Linked DNA regions of Homo sapiens: region 2 is linked to region 1. The links are chromatin loops, found by intact Hi-C in ENCODE. Cell type or tissue: mammary epithelial cell. All regions are shown on one strand. Each heading gives the region's core, and the rest is flanking DNA. Links, peaks and the distances in the headings are about the cores only.

Region 1 (5,974 bases), core at 1-2,500:
GTAATGTTGGTGACACGCTGAATATAGCATCTAGGACACAGACATTTGAGGCAGTCACTGTCTGTATATACTGTTTGGAGTCAAATCTTTTCTTCCCATATATTTGCATTTTGACTATTATTTGCTCTCTCAATCAGCAGCTTCCTCATCTGCAAAATTCTGCGCCAAAAGATCGCTGAGAGGATTTTAAAAAAGAAAAAAAAAAAGACTAGAACTCCTACCACACAGCAGGGTTTTGCTCAAACAAAAACAAAAGCAAAAACGACCCTTTCTTTTCATCTCCCCGGCTAAGGCGATTTCTTCAGCATCAACCTACAGCCCCCTCGTGCACCCAGCTGAAACGCCATCAATATCGCCCAACAGCTTCCAGACCTATCTGTGAACAAACAAGTGAGGTCTCCAAGAACGCCAACCGTAACCCCACGTCAGGGAGCCATTTTCCAGTCAAGAAAATGAAAAGGTGTGCAAGAAAGACCTAAGGAATAAAATACCCCTCCCAGCAATCATCGATGCCCCTTCCCACGTCGCTCGGGACCCAGCACAAAGACCGCAGTCAACACCGGCAAAGACTTTTCCTTTCTCACCCCACCCGTCCAGCTAGAGGGGACGTGGCGTGCGCAGCGATACAAGGGGAGGTCTGAGTGGTCGCAGGGCCCAAGACCCGGCGGCGGCGGGGGAGGGCGGAGAAGCCTCGGGGAAGCTCGGCACCAGGCGGTGTCGTTTGAGGGAAGGGTCGAGCCTTACCTTCGCCCGCTTGCGCCGGCTGGTCCGACGCCCCTCCGGAGTCTCTGCTATTCCAGTTTCCATGGGGGTCGCAGACCCAGGCACGACAGTAGGGCCGGCCTGAGGCCCTGCGGACCCCGGCGGTTCCGCCAGGCCCCCGGGGGGCGAGGCCCGCGGAGGCTCTTTCTTGCGGGGTGTGCGCTCCCCCACCGCCCCCGGCCCGACCTCGGCTGGGCCCGACAGGCCCGCGGGCTGCGCGGCCACCTCAGACCCGTTCTCGGAGCCGCCTGCTGTCCCAGGGCCAGCCTCCGTCCCGGTTGCTGCCGCTGCAGCCGCCGCCGCCGCGGCTGCCGCCTTCTTCCCAGATAACATCTCGGGCCGCCGGGCCGCCGACGGCCGTAGGGGCCGCTCGCTCTGTCGCTCCGTGGGTCCGAAAAGCCTTGCCTCGCCTCGCTTCACGCTGCCCGCGCGCCGCCAACCGCCGTCGCGTACGCACGCGCCAAGCGCGCTCCCGCCGCGCCGGGACAAAAAGGGTCGGAGACACCCACGAGCCCCGCCCCTCCCCCGCAGCCATAGAGCGGCGTTCTCGCGGCTAGAGTGGCACCGCAGCAAAGAACGTGTAGCTTGCCTAGAGCGTCTCCCCGGCGTTTGGAGTGGGACCTGGCACAGTCCGTGGTCTTAGGGCTTCTGGGCCAGACTAAACCTCCGAAGGTGACCATTTCCTCCAGGGACTTTCGGGTTTGCATGCGTGCGTTCGTTCATTCACTCACCCAATTATTCGTTAATTCAACCAGTATTTATTAATGCTTGCCTACTACGTAACAAGGGTTACATTATGAAGTTCTAGCTTTCAAAGAACTTACAGTCTAATGGGGGAAAACACTGAAATATGTTGGTAGAGCGTCTTACTTATTCATAATTGCCCTGCTTGGACTGGGCAAAAAACTTGGAGAGCACAGCAGTTTCGATGGTAGTAAAATGGAGACAAGTTACGAAATCCAGGTTTGAGTCCAGACGGAATTGCTCTTGTCTCCAAGCCTTTGTTCATGCTTTTCCTTCTGGCTGGACCCCAACCTCATTCGCACTCCATGTCTTGCGCTTCTCCCATCCCCCATGTCCCCCATCCCCCATGTCCCCCATCCTTCATGTCCCCCATCCCCATCCACATAACACCTCTTTCTACTCCAGGTTAATTCTTTCTAATAATGATAGTAGCGGTTTATTCTTTTAATTTTTCGAGGAATCCCTTGCTAACCCAAAACTGGAACAGGTCGTGTACTTTTAGCATGCGTGTACTTATTACACAAACAATTGTCTTTTTAATAGTCTGTCTCTTCGAAGTGAAATTGTCAAAAAATTATTCCATTTACATGAAGTTCAAGAACTGGTAAAACTAATCTCCAGTAATAGGCTCCAATCAGCCCTTGCCTGAGATGGGGGTCGGGGGTTGACTGCAAAAGAACAAGAAAGAACTTGCTGGGGGTGATGGAAATGTTTTATATCTTGATTAGGGTGATGGTTACATAGGTGTATATATTTGTCAAAACTCTATGAACTATCCATGTAAAACAGGTATGTTTTATGTAACTGTAGTACTTCAGTAAAGTTGTTTTTTGTAAAAAACTAAGCAAACAGACAAAAAGGCAATCAAATGTAGAAAGGAAAAAAAGTAAAAGCTATGCAAGAAAGAAAATGTATCCGAGTGGCGTGGCACGCACTTGTAGTACCAGCTGCTCGAGAGACTGAGGTGGGAGAATCACTTGAGCCTAGGAGTTCATTCAAGTCCAGCCTGAGCAACATAGTGAAACTGCGTTTCTAAAAAAAAAGAGAAAAGAAAAAGAAAGAAAATATAATCATAGTACAACATATGGCTCAGCTGTGAACTGTATTAACATGACCATAAAAACGTAAGCAGTGAATATTGTTTTATTTATTTTTTCTGTTCTTTTGTTTGTTTGTTTCTTCTTTTTTTTTTTGAGACAGAGTCTTGCTCTGTTGCCCAGGCTGGAGTGCAGGGGTGCAATCTTGACTCAATGCAACCTCTGCCTCCCAAGTTCAAGCGATTCTCCTGCCTCAGCCTCCCCAGTAGCTGGGATTACAGGCGTGTGCCACCATGCCTGGCTAATTTTTGTATTTTTAGTAGAAACAGGGTTTCGCCATGTTGGCTAGGCTTGTCTCCAACTCCTGACCTCAAGTGATCCTCCCACCTCGGCCTCCCAAAGTGCAGGGATTACAGGTGTGAGCCACCGCGCCCCGCCGAGCAGTGAATATTGTTTTAACCAAAGTGATAGAATTACATTAAGAGAATGGAGAAAAAAGAAAGTTTGTGGGGAGAAAGATGAGAAGGTTTTAAGGATTTAGGGAAGTAGGGAGGTTGTTGGGGGAGGTGCTGCTTGGGAGCTAAATTATTTTTCACCATAAAAATATAATACATAATGTTGGCCAGGCGCGGTGGCTCATGCCTGTAATCCCAGCACTTTGGGAGGCCGAGGCGGGCAGATCACGAGGTCAGGAGATCAAGACCGTCGTGGCTAACACGGTGAAACCCCGTCTCTACTAAAAATACAAAAAAACTGGCCGGGCATGGTGGCGGGCGCCTGTAGTCCCAGCTACTCGGAGGCCGAGGCAGGAGAATGGCGTGAACCCAGGAGGCGGAGGTAGCAGTGAGCCGAGATCGCGCCGCTGCACTCCAGCCTGGGCGACAGAGCGAGACTCCGTCTCAAAAAAAGTATATATATATATATATATATATATATATATATATATATATATATATATATATATATATATAAAATACATAATGTCAAAATTGAGAAATCAAAAAATAATATAAGCATACTATTTAGAAATATCAAGGTAAATACAGAAGAAACAGCTAAAAAAGTTGGAATTGGTTGTCTCTAAGGCTTGGAACTTGACGGTGGAAAGAGGTGAGGCAGTGGATTGGAGCTTGTTTTAAATCCTGTAGTTCTATCTGACTTGTTTGCACATTTAATAGTTTGATAAAACTTGAAATTAGATGTTAAAAACATACATACCCTTTGACCAAGTAATTCTACTTTCAGGAAAGCATTCTAGGGAAAGATTCAGTATGTGTACAGATTTAACTTCAACACTGTGTATCTCAGGTTATACGTAATGACGATAAAGGAGAACTAACCTAAAAACCCAACAAAGGCCAGGCACAGTGACTTGCATCTGTAATGCCAGCATTTTGGGAAGCCGAGGTGGAAGGATTGCTTGAGCCCAGGAGTTTAAGGCTACAGTGAGCTATGGTCACGCCACTGCACTCCAGCCTGGGCAACAGAGCAAGACCCTGTCTCTAAAACAATAAAAATTTTAAAAAGCCCCAACAAGTGGTAACCAATTTGATACAATCATACACCGCATAACAATGTTTCCATCAACAACAGACTGCATATGAGATAGTGTTCCCATAAAATTATATAACACATTTTTACCATACCTTTTCTACCTTTTCTATGTTTAGACAGAATTGCTACAGTATTCAGTACAGTAACATGCCATACAGGTTTGTAGCCTATTAACAATACACTATACCATATAGCCTAGGTGTGTAGTAGGCTATACCATTTAGGTTTGTGTTAAGTATGCTCTATGATGTTCACACAACAATGAAATTGCCTAATGGCGCTTTTCTCAGAATGTATCCCATCGTTCAGTGAGGCATGGTCCTAGCAAGGCATGATTCTATATTGGAATATCACAGCCACTAAAACTGATATTTTTACATAAAGAATTCCTGGCCGGGTGTGGTGGCTCATGCCTGTAATCCCAGCACTTTGGGTGGCCGAGGCGGGTGGATCACCTGAGTTCAGGAATAGGAGACCAGCCTGGCCAACAATGGTGAAACCCCGTCTCTACTAAAAATACAAAAATTAGCCAGATGTGGTGGCACTTACCCGTTTTTTCCCCAGAAATAACTAATTCATATCAGATGTTTTTATTGTGATAAAATACACATAACATAAAATTTATGATCCTAACCATTTTGAGTATACTGTTTAGTAGTGTTAGATGCATTCACATTGTTGCATAAACAATCTCCAGAATTATTTTCATCTTGCAAAATTCTGTATACATTAAACAATGACTACATTTGCCCCTCCTTCCAGACCCTGGCAGCCACCATTCTACTCTTTGCCTCTATGAATTTGACTATTGTAGATAGCTCATGTAAGTGGAATCATACGGTATTTGTTTTTTTTTTGTGACTGACTTATTTCACTTAGCTTAATGTCCTCAAGGTTCATCTATGTTGTAACATGTTAGAATTTCCTTCCTTTTTAAGGCTGGTAATATTGCGTGTATATAACATTTTATTATCCATTCATCTGTGGATGGACACTTGGGTTACTTCCACATTTTGGCTATTGTGAATAATGCTGCTGTGAACATTGGTCTACAAATATCTCTTCAAGACTCTGCTTTCAATTCTTTGGGAATACCCAAAAGTGGAATTACTATAGCAATGTATGCTTTTTTTTTTTTTTTTTTTTTTTTTTTTTTTTGAGAAGGAGTCTTACTGTTGTCGCCCAGGCTGGAGTGCAGTGGCGCGATCTCGGCTCACTGCAACCTCTGCCTCCTGGGTTCCAGCAATTCTCCTGCCTCAGCCTCCCGAGTAGCTGAGATGACAGGCGCCCGCAACCACGCCTGGCTAATTTTTGTATTTTTGGTAGAGACGGGGTTTCACCATGTTGGCCAGTCTGGTCTGGGGTGGTCCACCCGCCTCAGCCTCCCAAAGTGCTGGGATTACAGGCGTGAGCCACCGTGCCTGGCTAGCATTTTTTAAAAGCTGATGTCTTCACTGGGCACGGGGACTCACACCTGTAATCCCAGCACTTTGGGAGGCCGAGGTGGGCAGATCATTTGAGGTCAGGAGTTCGAGACCAGCCTGACCAACATGGTGAAACCCTGTCTCCACTAAAAATACAAAAATTAGGTGGGTGTGGTGGTGCGTGCCTGTAATCCCAACTACTTGGGAGGCTAAGGCAGGAAAATCGCTTGAACCTGGGAGGCAGAGGTTGCAGGGAGCCAAGATGGTACCAGTGCACTCCAGCCTGGGCAGCAGAGTGAGAGTCTGTCTCAAAAAAGAAAATAAATAAATAAAATAAAATAATAAAAGTTAATGTCTCCAGGAGGGAGAATTGCTTGAGGCTAGGAGTTTGAGACCAGCCTGGGCAATATAGCAAGACCTTGTCTCTAAAAAAATAATTTTTTTTTTTAATTA
Region 2 (6,396 bases), core at 1,959-4,458, 170 kb before region 1:
TCCCCATGCTGTTGACTAATTTCTGTTCTCCATACAGCAGCTGGGTCCCTCATGGAGCTCACAGTTCCTCTGGGGACCAAAGTGCATGAAACAGATTACAAAGCCAGACAGCCGGTCCTCCACCAAGCCTGTGCCGCACCCCACGCCCTCAGCTCCCTCAGGTGCATTCCAGCCACCTGTCACAGGAAGAGGTGGACTGAGGGGAGGAAGGCAGAAGTGCCCTTTTTACACGGTCACTGGCAAGGATAGATGTGAGTAGTCCTCTGCATCTGAGGGTCTTAAGATAGTGCATTTACCTGCTTCCCTGGCCCCCGTCTATTTTGCTCCCAAGGGAAGGAGTAGGAATTCTAGACCTAGAGGGTATCAGATGGGAGAGGGCCTTCAAGGTCATCCAGGACAATCCCAATCAGATCTCTAACATCAGAGCAGCAGCTTATGCATTATAATTGGTGAAGTGGGAACTACTATTATCCCCATTTTGCAGATGGGTAAACTGAGACTCAGAATGGTTAAGTAATTCACTCAAGGTATTGCTGCAACTAAATAGCAAAGACAGCGGGCATGATAGTTCAAGCCTGTAATCCCAGTACTTTCTGAGGCCTAGGTGGGCGGATTCCTTGAGCTCAGGAGTTTGATACCAGCCTGGGCAACATGGTGAAACCCCATCTCTACAAAAAAACACAAAAACTAGACAGGTTTGGTGGCATGCACCTGTAGTCCCAGCTACTCAGGAGGCTGAGGTGGGAGAATCCCTTGAACCTGAGAGGTTGAAGCTGTAGTGAGCCATGTTCATGCCACTGCACTGTAGCCTGGGTGACAGAGCAATACCCTATCTCAAAAAATAAAACAAAAATAAATAAATAGCAAAGTCAGAATTACATCTAGCAGTATGACCTGAGAGCCAGCATGGCTAGCCATCAGCCTCTACCACCTCCTTGGCAACACTTGTACCAGTTGTTTGAGAGGGTGCTCATCACCTTTCTCTATTTTTTTTTTAAGACAGAGTTTCGCTCTATCGCGAGGCTGCAGTGCCGTGGCACGATCCCGGCTCACTGCAAACTCCGCCTCCTGGGTTCAAGCGATTATTCTGCCTCAGCCTCCTGAATAGCTGGGACCACAGGCATGCGCCACCACACCCAGATAATTTTTTTTTTTTTGTATTTTTAGTAGAGACGGGGTTTCACCATGTTGGCCAGGATGGTCTTGATCTCTTGACCTCGTGATCCGACCGCCTCGGCCTCCCAAAGTGCTGGGATTACAGGCATGAGCCACCGCTCCCTACCCTTTCTGTATTTTTTTAACCATAGCTACACTAACCCAAAACTAGTCAGGTGCCAGGCCTTGCACTTGGCACTTTATTTATTTTTATTATTTATTTTTGAGACAGAGTTCCACTCTTGTTGCCAGGGTGGAGGGCAATGGCGCAATCTCAACTCACTGCAACCTCCACCTCCCGGGTTCAAGCGATTCTCCTGCCTCAGCCTCCTGAGTAACTGGGATTACAGGCACCTGCCGCCATGCCCAGCTAATTTTTGTATTTTTAGTAGGGATGGGCGTTTCACCATACTGGCCAGGCTGGTCTCAAACTCCTGACCTCGTGATCCGCCCACCTCAGCCTCCCAAAGTGCTGGGATTACAGGCATGAGCCACTGTGCCTGGCCCACTCGGCACTTTAAACATGCTTTCTATGATTCCCTCATAACATAAAAAAAAAAAGTCAAATTGAAGATAAACTTAGAACTTGGCCAGGCGTGGTGGCTCATGCCTGTAATCCCAGCACTTTGGGAGGCCTGCATGTTCCTGCATGTTCCATATTATGCCCATTTTATATGTGAGAAAACTGAGGTTCAAAGTCATGAGGGAACTTGCCAAGCTTAAAAGCACATTAGGGACAGACTGAGATCAAATGCATATTTGTTCTTTATTGAGCTCTGACTGAAAGCTTCCCTTGGTTTTGGGGAAAGAAAAATCTGTCTCCCAGAAGTGGCAGCCCCTGGTTCCTAGTTCTCAAAGCCCACGTGCTCTCTTCAGATGTTTGAAGTGGACACATTGCACCCCTTCAGTATTTTATATACCACAGTCAGAGAGTGGCTCCTTCAACTCTTCCCCATAAAATGTGATTTTGAGGTCCCCCCAGCCATCATCTTGTTCATCATCCTATGGATAAGTTATACTTTTTCCATGTTCCAGTCAAAGTTCTGATCCCAAAATGGAACACAGTTCTCTAGACACGGACAGAAGGACTATCATCTCCCTCACTGTACACACAGTGCTTCTATTAATATAGCCCCAAACCCAATAAAGTATCTCCTATGTACAAAGCACTGCCCATGCACTTGGGATAGAGATTGAACAAGCCAGCAACTTCCCTGCCCTCCGGGAGCTTACATTTTGCTCACTGAGCTAAGGGAGGAGGCAGAGTCACTTTAGACATGAATCCTAGAATGTCAGAGCTGGTAGCGCCCAGTCCCCTCCTGCCTCTTTCTTTTTTTGAGAGGGAGTCTCGCTCTGCCACCCAGGGTGAAGTGCAGTGGTGTGATCTCAGCTCACCAAACCTCCACCTCCCAGATTCAAGTGATTCTCCTGCCTCAGCCTGCCGGGTAGCTGGGACTACAGGTGGCTGCCACCACGCCCGGCTAATTTTTGTATTTTTAGTAGAGATGGGGTTTCACCATGTTGGCCAGGCTGGTCTCAAACTCCTGACCTCAGGTGATCCACTTGCCTCAGCCTCCCAAAGTGCTGGGATTACAGGTGTGAGCCACCGCACTCGGCCTCCTGCCTTTTTTATTAACAGATGAGGAAACTGATCCCAGAAGGGGCAGTGACAGACCCAAGATTCTTCAGTGGGACAAAATTCACTTCTGCCTTTCTCATAACCTCAGGCACTGGTGAGACCTGGGGCCTTATAGAGAAATGTGGACTGGGATGAAAAGTTTGCTGTTGAGAATTTTGTTGTTAAGTGGACCCACCCTACACCTCCTTAAAGCTTTCTTCAGAAATCCTAATTTATTTTAGATATGGCCACCAGGTGGCGCAGAGGCACCAGGAAAAAGTGCAGAAATCAAAGGTGGGTGGGCTCCTTCCTCTTCCGATCAATTTTCCTTTGCAAGGGGGAATGGTGAGCGGGGAATAGCAAAGCCAGCCTGGCGCGGTGGCTTGTACCTGTAATTGCAGCACCTTTGGAGGCCGAGGCAGGTGGATCTCTTGAGCTCAGGAGTTTGAGACCAGCCTGGGCAACACGGTGAAACTCCGTCTCTACAAAAAACACAAAAACTAGCTGGGTGTGGTGGTGCATGCCTGTAGTCCCAGCTATTCAGGAGGCTGAGGTGGGAGAATGCCTTAAGCCTGGGAGGTCAAGGCTAGGACAGCATTGTACTGTATACATTATACATATATACATATACATTATACATATACAGAGGTGAATTCTGCCTCAGTCAAGGAGGTAGTATGGAGTAGTGGCTAAGAGCCTGGATGCAGGCATCACACAGACCGGGTGGGAAACCTAGCTTCCTTTTGCTGCAGGGGGAACTCCCTGACACCTAGCTCACGAGGTAGCCTCTGACACTTAGATTTGGGTACAAGATAAGGTCCTCATTTACTGGGGCTCTACACAGAGTTGGAACTGCTGGTGCCCTCTTCCTGACAGGTCCCTTTTCCAGACAGTTGATGGTCAACTCCAGTCCAGCAGAGAAGTTTCTGCAAGAAGGCAGGAAGTCTTTGCTGCCACCCAGAGAAGGTAAGGCTGATGGAATCCAACAGCTTCACAGCCCAGGATATGTGTGAAAGCTCATCCATACTTCTGTTCATTTCATGACACACAGATGTGCAAAGGGTCTGAGGCTGAAAATGGTGAATGATTCAGGGGTGCTGAGAGTCTAGAGTTCGGGGGTGCTGAGAGTCTAGAGTGCCTGAGAAGAAAGAGAGGGTTGGAGAAATAAGCTGGGCCTTGGGGACTTGACCAAGCTATCTACTTTGAACTTTATCCTGGGAGCAACAGGGAGCTATTGAAGATTATTTAGCAAAGGAATGATACAGTTAGACCAGTGTTGAAACCAATCACTCAAGCTGGGTGTAAAAGAAGAAATGGGCCGGGCGTGGTGGCTCACGCCTGTAATCCCAGCACTTTGGGAGGCTGAGGCGGGCAGATCACTTGGGGTCAGGAGTTTGAGACCAGCCTGGCCAACATTTCGAAACCCCATCTCTACTAAAAATATAAAAATTACCTAGGTGTGGTGGCATGCACCTGTAATTGCAGCTACTCAGGAGGCTGAGGCAGGACAATCGCTTGAATCAGGGAGGCAGAACTTGCAGTGAGCCAAGATCATGCCACTGCACTCCAGCCAGGGTGATAGAGCGAGACTTCATCTCAAAAAACAAAAACAAAAACAAGGAATGGAGGTGGGGGAGCCTGGAGGCAGAGTCCAACTAGAAGAGCTGCAGGCTGGAATGGGGTGATTACACTGATAGCTGATTTTTCATCCACTCAGAGCTTCTCATCGGTGAAGGGGCACTCGAGTGAAATTTGTCTGGCTTGCCCAGGAGACAGCTCCCACAGGGTAAGGGGCTGCCCTGGGGCCAGAGAGGAAGAGTGGTTGGTCCCAGCAGCAGGTGTGTCCAGGGAGATCTTCGATATAATCAGACGGCCTGGGAAGAGACAGGTGGCTAATGAAAGAAGCTAGATTCTGGGTCAGGTTGGAGGGCAGAGGCAGTGTGCGATCTAATGGTTAGGAACACATAATGGCACCAGACACATCTTGTTCAGGTCCCAGCTCTGTCTCCTCTTGGCTGTGTGGTTGTGGCCAGGTCACTTTGGCTTGCTTTCTTTTTTCTTTCTTTCTTTCTTTTTTTTTTTTTCAGACAGAGCCTCACTCTTTCGCCCAGGCTGGAGTGCAGTGGTGAGATCTTGGCTCACTGCAACACCCGCCTCCTGGGTTCAAGCAATTCTTGTGCCTCAGCCTCCCGAGTAGCTGGGACTAAAGGTGCATGCCACCACTCCCAGCTAATTTTTGTACGTGTTTTTCAGTAGATACGAGGTTTCGCTATGTTGGCCAGGCTTGTCTCGAACTCCTGACCTTAAGTGATCCACCTGCTTTGGCCTCCCAAAATGCTGGGATTACAGGCGTGAGCCACTGTGCCTGGCCCATGTTGCCTTTCTGAGCCTCAGTTTCCTCATCTGTAAAATGTGATTATGAATAGGGCTCGTGCCTTGAGACTACTGTGGGGGCTGGACGAGGGAATGTGTGTAAAACTCAGCACAGCACTGGGTGCCTAGGAAGCACTCAATAAGGGAAGCTTCAGGTTCTCAGCCCCCATCAAAGACAGTCTGTTGTTGGGGCAGGGTGGTCATTCTGGCTTTGCAGCACGTCTCCAGGCCAGGGTGGCTTCAAAAACTGGCCAGTCTGAGCTGATACCACACTAAGTTACGCCAAGAGAATTCCAGCCAGAAGCAAAGAAATGATGCTTTGGACAGCCCAGGACCACATTCTGGGGGAAATGTGCCATTTCTGTTCCACTTTTTTTTTTTTTTTTTTTTTTTTTGAGACAGAGTCTTGCTCTGTCGCCCAGGCTGGAGTGCAGTGGCTCGATCTCGACTTACTGCAAGCTCCGCCTCCCGGATTCACGCCATTCTCCTGCCTCAGCCTCCCAAGTAGCTGGGACTACAGGCACCCACCACCACGCCTGGCTGATTTTTTGTGTTTTTTTTAGTGGAGACGGAGTTTTGCTGTGTTAGCCAGGATAGTCTCGATCTCCTGACCCCGTGATCCACCCGCCTTGGCCTCCCGAAGTGCTGGGATTACAGACATGAGCCACTTGCGCCTGGCATTTTTTTTTTTTTTTTGAGACGGAATTTAGCTCTGTCGCCAGGCTGGAGTACAGTGGCGCAATTGTAGCTCAGTGCAGCCTCGCCCTTCTAGGCTGAAGCGATCCTCTCACCTCAGCCTTCTGTGCCCGGCTGATTTTTTTATTTTTTGTAGAGACAAGGTCTCACTTTGTTGCCCAGGCTGGTCTCAAACTCCTGAGCTCAAGCAATCCTCCCACCTTATCCTCCCAAAGTGTTGGATTACAAGCATTAACCACTGCACCTGGCCTCTGTTCCAATTTTTGAAACATTAAAAATTATTCTGCTTCTTCCAGGGGTTCTACGTGATATTCTCTGTTTTATTTTGCTAGTTTCCTTTTTATTTTGTGGGTGGTTGTATACTGAAGTCTTCCTATAATACTAGTTATTGTGATAAACGTTTTATGTACATTCTTTTTTTTTCTTTTTCTTTTTTTTTTTGAGACGGAGTTTTGCTTTTGTTGCCCAGGCTGAAGTGCAATGGTGTGATCTCGGCTCACCACAACCTCCACCTCCCAGGTTCAAGCGATTCTCCTGCCTCAGCCTCCCCAGTA

Evidence for each region. Peaks named below come from ENCODE experiments on the same cell type or tissue, not always from the same donor. Only the 100,000 strongest peaks of a DNase experiment are listed, where the experiment ranks them.
Region 2: a loop joins it to region 1, with 4 times the contacts of the local background. A loop is called at or near these places in 2 of 110 quality-filtered maps.

What each region holds. Positions count from the first base shown.
Region 1 is chr1:23,014,718-23,020,691 of GRCh38, reverse strand. KDM1A (lysine demethylase 1A) reads right to left here and starts at 1,224. Exons shown (of 21, transcript NM_001009999.3): 1 at 745-1,224. The coding sequence starts at 1,095. TEX46 (testis expressed 46) reads left to right here and starts at 4,840. Exons shown (of 3, transcript NM_001242521.2): 1 at 4,840-4,920. The coding sequence starts at 4,919. RefSeq lists enhancers at 47-732, 733-1,420 and a silencer at 908-977. In mammary epithelial cell, for the core only: a CTCF peak has its summit at 1,319; a DNase peak (open chromatin) is centred at 1,311; H3K4me3 peaks cover 2,070 bases; H3K27ac peaks cover 1,824 bases.
Region 2 is chr1:23,181,492-23,187,887 of GRCh38, reverse strand. No RefSeq gene overlaps it. Among named protein-coding and RNA genes, the nearest start is that of LUZP1, 16 kb to the right of the region's middle. In mammary epithelial cell, for the core only: a CTCF peak has its summit at 3,046 (motif pointing right); no DNase peak of the experiment used is centred there.